Linked DNA regions of Homo sapiens: region 2 is linked to region 1. Evidence: chromatin loops called from intact Hi-C (ENCODE). Cell type or tissue: IMR-90. All regions are shown on one strand.

Region 1 (5,000 bases):
CCAGAGTGGAGGGTGAATGCTTTCAGCATGCTCAAAATTCAAACTCCAAGTTTAAGTGATTACTTAAGAGGCTTTAGTCTCTGAAATCCACCTGTCCTCACATGACATCATTAAATGTTTGCCTCTTAGGCTATTTCTTCTCTCTTCTTGGTCATCAATTGCTCCAGCTAAACTGGATCATTCCTATCAGCATACATACACCAGCATGTATTTATCACCAGGTTAAAACAAATATCAACTCATGGTTAACTTCATTTCATTCATACCCTTCCCTCTGAACTATTTTGGTTTTTTGCTTGTTTGTTTGTTTTTGTTTTGTTTTGTTTTGAGACAGGATCTTGCTTTGTTGCCCAGGCTGGAATGCAGTGGCATGAACCTGGCTAACTGCAGCCTCAGCCTCCCAGGTTCAAGCGATCCTCCTGCCTCAGCCACCCAAGTAGCTGGGACCACAGGCATGCACCACCATACCTGGCTAATTTTTGTATTTTTTTGTAGAGACAGGGTTTCACCATGTTGCCCAGGCTGATCTCCAACTCCTGGGCTCAAGCGATCCCCCTGCCTCAGCCTCCCAAAGTGCTGGGATTACAGGCATGAGCCACTGTGCCCAGCCCCTCTGAGTTATTTTGAATTACTTTCCAGACATTGGATTGTTCTATTCATAAATAGTTAAGCATTTATCTCTAAAAATGAAGAAGATTTTTGAAAACGTAACCATAACACAATTATCCCACTTAAAAATATTAGCAGCTTTAGTTTAACAATGTTCGTAAAGAAATTCTATTACTTACGGAGAACTAGAAAAAGTACTAGAAGCTGACCAGAGACAAAACAAAGAGCACTGGTTCTTTTCTTTGGGCATCTGCTGAAAGAACATCACATGCCCACCTAAATAGGGTACGCCTCTCTGTATTCTATCATTAGGAGCAGCAGGACATCTGGGGATGAGAAGATGGAGAGATCATCCTTATATAATGTTGCAGTCTGGAAGCATCACTCTCAAAAAGGTAAGTTTTTAGGTTATTTTTAGTTTGGTTTACAATTAAAAAAAATCCTTCATTGAACTCTGACTCTGCAGATTCTAGAAAATAGAATATTGTGGGCAAGACTGGCTTCAGAAGTTTTATGGCTTAATAGAAAAAGAAGGTGGGCAGACCTGGTAAAAATCTTTGCAGGGTCATGCATGCCTCCCACGTCAAGTATTTGCCACTCTTATTATTATTTTTTTTTCCAGACAGGGTCCCGCTCTGTTGCCCAGGCTGGAGTGCAGTGGTGCGATCTCCGCTCACTGTAACCTCCACCTCCCAGGCCCAAGTGATCCTCCTAACTCAGCTTCCTGAGTAGCTGTGACCACAGGCATGTGCCATCATGCCCGGCTAATTTTTTGTATTTTTGGTAAAGATGGGGTTTTGCCACATTCCCTAGGCTGATCTCAAACTCCTGAGCTCAGGCAATCCACCCGCCTCAGCCTCCCGAAGTGCTGGGATTACAGGCATGAGCCACCATGCTCGGCCACTCTCATTTTTTTTAAACCAAAGAAATCAATCTTAAATCAATTTTGCACTTGATTTATGCACATCAATTTTGTTTGCTTCTTAAAGAGTATATGATTAGCTGTACAAGAGACTATAGGTTAAGAAAATCCTTAGTCTTGAGAAAAGCACTGAAGAGGAAGAAAAAGACACCAGGCCCCAAGACATCCACCAAAAATAGATCCAACTTACATTGTCTGGCAGGGCAAACAATCCCATCACAATCACATGCCAGCCCCTATATTCTGGCTGGTCCCCAGAATTTAGTCAAGATCAAAGTAAAATTTTTTGGTTTCTGGGGTGAGCCTTCATCCAGGTCAAAATATTCTGGAAGAAGGCTTGCCTGGCACCTGGAATTCCACACCCTTGAGCTCTCCTTTTCACGGAACAGCATTCGTCAGATTTACTGACAGCATAGCAGTGGCATAATTAACAAATAATCCAGTTTTCAGCTTCCCTGGCCTCCACCTGCTAGATACCAGGAGCACCTCCACTCCCACAGAAGTTGTGTCAACCAAAATGTCTCCAGATATTGCCAGATGTCCCCTGGAGGGCAAAATCAACCCTGGTTGACCACCACTGCAATAGTATTATTTGTATCAAATATATGAAACATAAAGATTGCTAAGGGAAATAAAGTAGACTATTTTAGATATCCAGTCTTAAAGGAAACCACTACTATCATCATTGGCCAAAAAAAGAAAAAAAAAAGAACAGTGCTAATAATTAGACATAAAATAATAAATGAAAACTATCATTGCTTTGAAATATTCCCTGGAGGAAATGAAACATCTGTGTAAATTTTATCCTTTCACGTGTGAAGATGACTGGGATAGCAGGTGTGGTAAAAGACATTGTTCCAAAGCCTGTTCTGTGGTTTGCTGATGAGAATATTCCCTGGCTTGGGCTACAGCTGCCATGTGCAGTCTCTCTATTGACAGTCTTTCTCAACCACTCCCGAAAATCCCCACATTGTTTGAACTCAAGTTTTGTAATTACAGAGATGTGGTTCTCAGAGCCAAAAATGAAGCTGCCTGGCTGGAGCAGCAGGATATAGAATAGGCCCTTGGGACTGGGAGATTATAACTTTTGTGGTTTCAAGTACTCATAAATGTGGTGGAGAGGGGTTTTGGAGTTGATCCACAACTCGTCAGAGGCCCTGCTATTTTTTCTACCCACAGCCATTGTAGAGAATCCAAGCCGAGTTTAAGAGTGCTGTGGAAATACACTGCTGCTACTGCTGTTTCTATTACTGTTTGATGCTGGGACTCTTATGCTCCAACCACGTTTTCACCCAGCTGAGTCGCCTTCGTATCACGCCTTTCCAGTGAGTAAGATCATCTAGATAGATTCTCCAAAAGAAATAACCCAGTAAGGGAGGGGCAACCAGCATGACCACAATGCTAGTTGTTGTGTGCGAATGGTAAACAGAATGAAATTATGAATGTGTGTGCGGGTCATTATATGCATGCAGACACATACATATGCATATGTAGTATAAATCTCCATAAATGCCTAAGGTGATGGCAGTGATGAGGGGCAGTTAAAAATGTTAAGCACAAATTGGAGCTGAGACACTGATCAGAGAAAAATTATCTGTAATACTGAGAAAGAGCCATCTGTCATGGCTGGAGGCTCAAGCAGAGAAGGGATAAGTGGAGAGGCCCCAGGAACAGATGGAGAGGCTTGAACCCCCACACAGAGCAGAGCGTCCAACAGCTGGGACTGATTAATCCAGACGGCCGACTATTACGTCATGTGTTGGATTACAACCAAATGAGTGGCTAAAAGCTCCTAGCAAGTTCAGGCCAACACGAAGTCGCTTCACAGATGGCATCCACCTTGGAATTCCGTGAGGGATGAAGACACTGCTCAGTCCTGCCTCATTGTCCTCTGTGGAAAGAGCAAGAGGAATGAGGATAGGCCTTTCCCACCCCTTTATTCTTCTTTATTCTCAGGGTAAATGGAAGTAGAGAAGGAGAGTAAGTGAGATTTTAAAGAAGCTTTTTGACCTGTGTCTTTGTTCTCTCCTTGCTCTCTAAATTACATGATAGAGGGAATAATAAGGAACTTTAATGTATGAAGTTCAGTCCAGTAAATTGATCCCATAGCCCAGCATGTGATAAACAGTTTCTGAATATTAACTTGATCTACTCGTGCTTCTTAGTAATCCCACAAACACTTTAAACAACATTTCAGAAGCACAGGTAATCCCACAAGCATTTCAGCAACATTTCAACTCAACACCTGTCCCCTCTCCAATGTTCCCTTCAAGTCAGAAACCTAACTTTGGGTACCCAACTCTACCGTCAATCAGTCACTGGGGCCTTATGGAATCAATGGAGTCTTGTAGATTCCATCTCCTTAGCATTGCTTGAAACGATCTTGACTTCTCTATTCTCATTGCTATTGCCTTAATTCTGACCTTCAGTAAGTCCTGCCTGGACCGTTACAATAGTTTCTTCTAAGCTATCTTCTGGTTTCTTTGCTCCAGTGCATTCTTTTCTTTTTTTTTTTTCTGCTGACACCCAGCACTTTATTAGTGGGGAAACTCGCCTTGGTCTGGCAGAGACTGGGATGGACAGGACCGGCGCCCATCTCGAGGGGGTATTTTCTGGAAGATCAGGTGTTCCTCCCTTGTAGGTTTAGAGGAAACACCCTCATAGATGAAAACCCCCCAGAGAGCAGCACTGCAACTGCCAAGCAGCCGGGGTAGGAGGGGCGCCCTAGGCACAGCTGGGCCCTTGAGACAGCAGGGCTTCGATGTCAGGCTCGATGTCAATGGTCTGGAAGCGGCGGCTGTACCTGCGTAGGGGCACACCGTCAGGGCCCACCAGGAACTTCTCAAAGTTCTAGGCAACATCGTTGCGACACACCGGAGACCAGGTGATGAGCTTGGGGTCGGTCATAAGCGCAGTGGCGTCGTCGCTGGGGGCTGGCAGGGCCTCCCGCAGGAAGGCAAAGAGAGTGTGCGCCCCCGCACCGTTCACCTCGCCCTTCTCGAAGAGCATGAAGTTGGGCTCGAACCCACCACCAGGTCGGACGTACTTGAGGGAATTCAGAATCTCTTCGTTCTTGGCGTTCTCCTGATGCCCAAACTGGTTGCACGGGAAGCCGAGCACCACCAGGCCCCGGGGTCCGAGGCGCCGCTGCAGCTCGTTCATCTGGGTGTAGTCCCGGACCGTGGAGCCTCAGAGGGACGCCACATTCTCTATAAGTAGTACCTTGCACCGCAGGGAGCCCAGGCTCACAGGCTCCCCGCCGGCCAGCGGGCGCGCCGAGAAGGCATACACCGACTGGGCCGCCGCCGCCGCTGGCCGAGCAGCACACATGGCGCAATTGTCCAAGAAGCCAGCGGAGCGCCCCGAACAAGCACTGTCTCCAGTGCATTCTTTTCACAGGGTCGGAGCCATGGGAAAACTTCCTCTTTGCCCTCTGAAGGTTCTCTGAAAATCACTGACAAGAGACAGA
Region 2 (5,000 bases), 250 kb before region 1:
AATATGTTATGCCTTTGTCCTCACTGTGTAGTGGTGTTTAGACTAGCATCTGTGATAATAACAGTATTTGTTGCCATTCTTCAACATTGTATTTTGGAGGCAGCATGGTGTGGGGATGAGGACATGGCTTTGGGGCTCTATTTCCAGTTTTACAACTAACTAGATATGTCACCTTGGGTGAGGCACTTAATTTCTCAATGGCTGTTTCTCCACGTGTATGGTAAAACTGATGTTACTACTCTCATCAGAGAGTTTTAGTGAGACTGAAAGGAAAGTTCATCTTCAGAAGTCGGCACAGAGCAAGACTCATGGTTGAGGTTCTGTAGATATTAGCCATTACCATTCCTAATATCTCACAACCACAGTGGAGGTAATAATTTTTCAAGCAGTTTTATGCTTATTGTCTCATTTGACGAGAGTATTGTTCAAAAAGTAGGGGAAGGTGATTTTAATGAACTGAATATTTATGTCCCTCCCAAATTCACATATTGAAATCCTAACATCCAATGTGATGGTATTAGCAGGTAGGGCCTTTGGGAGGAAATTAGGTCATGAGGGTAGAGACCTCATGAATGAGACGTGTGCCCTTATAAAAGAAACCCCAGGAAGTTGTCTTACCCTCTTTCCTCCTGAAGAAGGATCTCACCAGAATCCAGTCATGTTGGCACCCTGATCTTGGACTTACAGCCTCCCGAACGATGAGAAATAATTTTTTGTTGTCGTTGTTTAAGAAGCCCGTTCTATGGTATTTTGTTATAGCAGCCTGAACTAAGACAGTGAATTTAGCCGCACATTAAAGAGAAGATGACCAAGGCAAAAAGATGGTGAGAAATTTGCCCAAGGTCACCAGTGACTTAGCATCAGTTCAATCTGGAACTGGATCCCCAAGACCCCAAGTCTCATGCACTTTTTTCCACCAGTGCTTCTCAAAAATTAATGTATACTCAGACAATCTGGGAATCCTGTTAAAACACAGATTCTGATTCAGCCAGTCTGGGGGAGGTGCTGAAATTCTGAATTTCTAACAAGCTCTGAGAAGGCGCCAATGCTGCTCGTTCATGGAACCCACTTGGAACAGTGAGGGTCTATAACTGGTTTCATCAACCTCTGGAACTTATGATTCCTTGAAGCTAAACTTTCATCAGAGTTCGAAGAAAAAAAAAGTGTGCAAAAAAAAAAATCACAAAACATATAATGAGATAACTCCCAAAGTTATTATAATCTCACTACTGTGAAGTTACAAGGGAGTTTATTACCAAAATACCCATCGAACTTCAAAGTGTCAGTACAAACAGGCAACCCTCAATTTTGCCAAGGCCTACAATCAATGAAAAGTTTCTATTCTGTTGCCTGATTGGAGGTCCTGCTGGGAGACACAAAAGTCCCTTCCCTCCTTCCCTTCATTTAGCACCAGGGAGTTCATTACCAATGGGGGCTCCATGCAAAAGAACATTTCTCTATCTTCTGAAAATTGATTGCTCCCTCTCTCTGTACATTTGTTTTTCATTTACACAGATATTTCAGCTATTTTTGATTTGTGGTGTAACCTAGGTAACCTAAATCAGCTAAAATAAGAACTAATTCCAACCTCCAGATCAAATGGCAAACCACACCTGAGCTTTGCACAGATCAAGTAGCAGAAGGAATAGCGAGGTTTTTGTGAGGAGGGCTGCCTTCTTTGATCTGATGTGGCCCGGACAGCATGGGAGCCGGTGCAGATGTGTAAGAGAGGCTCAAGTGCCACTTTGGAAGATTCACCAAGAAGAGTGCATTCTTCTCTCTTCTGGTTTCTCCATATTGTTCTTTTGGGTGTTCACTTTCAGATTCTGCTGGCCTTTGCATATTAGAGAAGAGGTTGGCAAACTTTGTCTGTAAAGGGTCAGCCAGTAAATATTTTCGGCTTTGAAGGCCACATACACGGTCTCTGTCACAACTACTCAACTGTGCCCTTTGAGCTCAAAAGCAGCCACAGACAATATGTAAACAATTGGGCATGGCTATGTTCCAAATAAACTTTATTCATGGACACTGAAATCCTAATTTCAATTAATTTTCATTTGTCATGAAATATTATTTTCCTTTTGATTTTTTTTCACCATTTAAAAATGTAAAAACCACTCTGCTTGCAGGCTGTATAAAACCAGGCGGCAGGCCGGAGGACTTGGCTCACAGGCCATAGTTTGTCTACCGTTATACATATTAGAGTCATACAAGTACAGCCAAATGCAACATTCTCATAAAACATAATGTTAAAAATCAGATGGAGAATAGACCTCCAGATTTCCTGCGTTTATGATGACAGCTTTACAGGAAACCAAAACTGTGTGCTGGGGACTGTTCTGGGTATTCTGCAAATGTTTTTTCGTGTTTGTCTTTGGTATATAATACATTCTCATTTCCTAGGGCTGTTTAGTTTGTGAATGTGAAACTGTCGACTTCCTGTGTCAACTTCAAGTAGCTAAGTTTTCCTATTTGTTTGAATTCCTGTAGTGGACCCTCATCTTATATTTATTTATTTTGGCTCCAAAGACTGACCATATTCATAGTAAGAGTTTGGCAATGTAAGTAGTCATTTTCTGCAAAGAAATATATTCTGACCGAATCATTTCACTGAAACCTCCTAAACCATGAACTTTTATTCTAGAACTAATAAGTGTTTGTGGCAAAGTTCTTTAGCCCTTTGGCTTGTACATTTTATGGCTACAAAAAGGTAGTTGGAATTTTTTTTTTTCGTGAAGGAATTTCATGCATAGCCCAGGACTGTTTTAAGTGTAGAATTTATCTTTGCAACATGCATCTTCAACATGCATGTATGCTTTCTGAGTATGTGCAATTATTCTACTTTTGTGTTAGATGTTCTAAGCTTTTGTGTCTTTCTTGTCACATCATATACAGATTCCTTTCAACCATTACCTTATACATACCCTTTAACTTCAATAGCTTTAGCTGTAGGAATGTCTGTAAAGTCACAAAATTAATTTTCTCCAAACACCACATTCATTTATCCCTCCCCTTAGTGGCACGAACTTAACACAAGGCACACGAGCTTTCAGACTTGAGATTCTTTTTTTATGACTTCTTTAAACCATCATCTAATTGTTGATCTGACAGATTGCATACTCAGAGTAAGTTTATTAACCAGAGCATCTTTTTTGATACCATAAAATTAATTTATTTCTGCCCCAAGAGTGCATTTTGGGAGTGGGTTAGTAAGAAACATCTGAATCATAATCATTTTTGGAACATCCCTTGTACTCCATAAAAATAACATTGATTCAGAACCACTCCCAATTCTCTGCTCCTTCAGGAGACAGGATAGTGGAATTGATTAGCGCTCAGCTGCTGAATGCTGAAGGACGCCCACAGGCCTGGAAAAGACTTGGCTAGGCCTCTGCCAATACCCCTGACGGAAGAAGGGAACATTGGTCGGCTCCCTTTCAGATAATGTGCTTGGGTTTTGCCGTACCTTTGAAAAGACATTGAGACATAAAGGCTTTGTCAGAAGAGGAGGAGGATGCAGGAGGGTGAAGGCTGCAGCCTTGGCCCAGCTGAAGTGCCCCACACAAATTTTCAGATCTCTGACATCTGTGTTTCCTCTGGCCTGACCTTTTCCTAGTCCTTCCCTGGCTTAAGGGGTAGCAGTCCCAAGAATACAAGCCTATGTCACAACACCCTGCATGATCAAGGACGTCCCTGGGTGGCCTAACAATAAAAGCACAGCATTCTGGAGGAAAGAACAAAAAATGGACAAGAAGAATGCCAAATAAGCAAATCTGCAATGTCATAAGGGTCAAGGTAGTCAATGTCTGTTTTATTGCCAATTCACAGAACAGAAAAAAATGTAGCTTTAAAACGATAACAACAACAATAAAAGCATATCCACTGGCACATCTTCCTTGTTTTCAGTGATTAATGCTTTGAAGAAAGTTGATTGGAAGAGAAACACAGTCATCTTAAAATACAGACATGTGCTTTTTTGCTTATAAGCAACTGTAGCTCAGAACTCCAATCACTTCTGTTTTGCCCTTCAAATTTCCATCCGTGGTAGACATGTCAAGAAGGAACACCCCATTATTCTCAATTAGCTGCCCTCCTGGAGGAGGTAGGTACACACACGATGCAAAAGTCATTTCTGTTTGACTCAAGATTAATTATTATTGTTATTATTATTATTATTATTATTTTGACACAGAGTCTCGCTCTGTTGCCTAGGCTGGAGTGCAGTGACACACACAATCTTGGCTTACTGCGACTTCTGCCTCCTGAATTCGTGATTCTCCTGCTTCAGCCTCCCAAGTAGCTGGGATTACAGACATATGCCACCATGTATTTTTAGTAGAGACAGGGTTTGCCATATTGGCCAGGCTGGTCTCGAACTCCTGGCCTCCTGCTATCTTTCTGCCTCGGTCTCCCAAAGTGCTGGGATTACAGGCGTGAGCCACCGCGCCTGGCCACCTCAAGATTAATTACATGGTGTCAGTTGCACTAGATGTACCCTTCTGATCTTTGGATGATGCTTGCGTTAGACTAATGTTAGGTGCACTGCTATTCCCTGAGCACACCTTCTGATGAAATGCACCCAAACCCAAAGTTCCCAGAGCTGTCCCATTACAGCTTGAGGAACTTTCCATTGCTATGACCAGAGGAGCAGCAAGATTTCTTCTCTAAAGACCGTGCCCAGGAATCATGTGCTTTCCCATTTGCTTTTTTTGAGGTAACAACCCTTATTCCCACGATGTGTCAACTGAAGCAGAAATCAGTGGACAAGTTTGGTCATTTGTCAAAACTGCACAAAGCTCTTTATTCTAGTGCAGGGTTCTCAGCACTATTGACATCTTGTGCTGGATCATTCTTTGCTGGGGCCAGGGGACTGTCCTGTGTGCTGTAGGATGTTTAGTAGCATCCCTGGCCTTCACCCACTAGATGCCAGAAGCACTCTCCGCCCCTGCCCCCTGTCATTTATGACAACTAAAATTGTCATGGAACATTGCCAATGCCCC

Evidence for each region. Hi-C counts contacts between places; a loop is a spot of excess contacts. Peaks named below come from ENCODE experiments on the same cell type or tissue, not always from the same donor. Only the 100,000 strongest peaks of a DNase experiment are listed, where the experiment ranks them.
Region 2: it touches region 1 in a loop (2.4-fold over the local background); 3 of 110 quality-filtered maps call a loop at or near these places.

The regions. Positions count from the first base shown.
Region 1 is chrX:13,374,480-13,379,479 of GRCh38, forward strand. It overlaps the pseudogene GPX1P1. Among named protein-coding and RNA genes, the nearest start is that of LINC01203, 42 kb to the left of the region's middle. In IMR-90, no CTCF peak of the experiment used is centred here; DNase peaks (open chromatin) are centred at 2,582 and 3,282; H3K27ac peaks cover 2,776 bases.
Region 2 is chrX:13,121,742-13,126,741 of GRCh38, forward strand. No RefSeq gene overlaps it. Among named protein-coding and RNA genes, the nearest start is that of FAM9C, 80 kb to the left of the region's middle. In IMR-90, no CTCF peak of the experiment used is centred here; a DNase peak (open chromatin) is centred at 2,490; H3K27ac peaks cover 1,665 bases.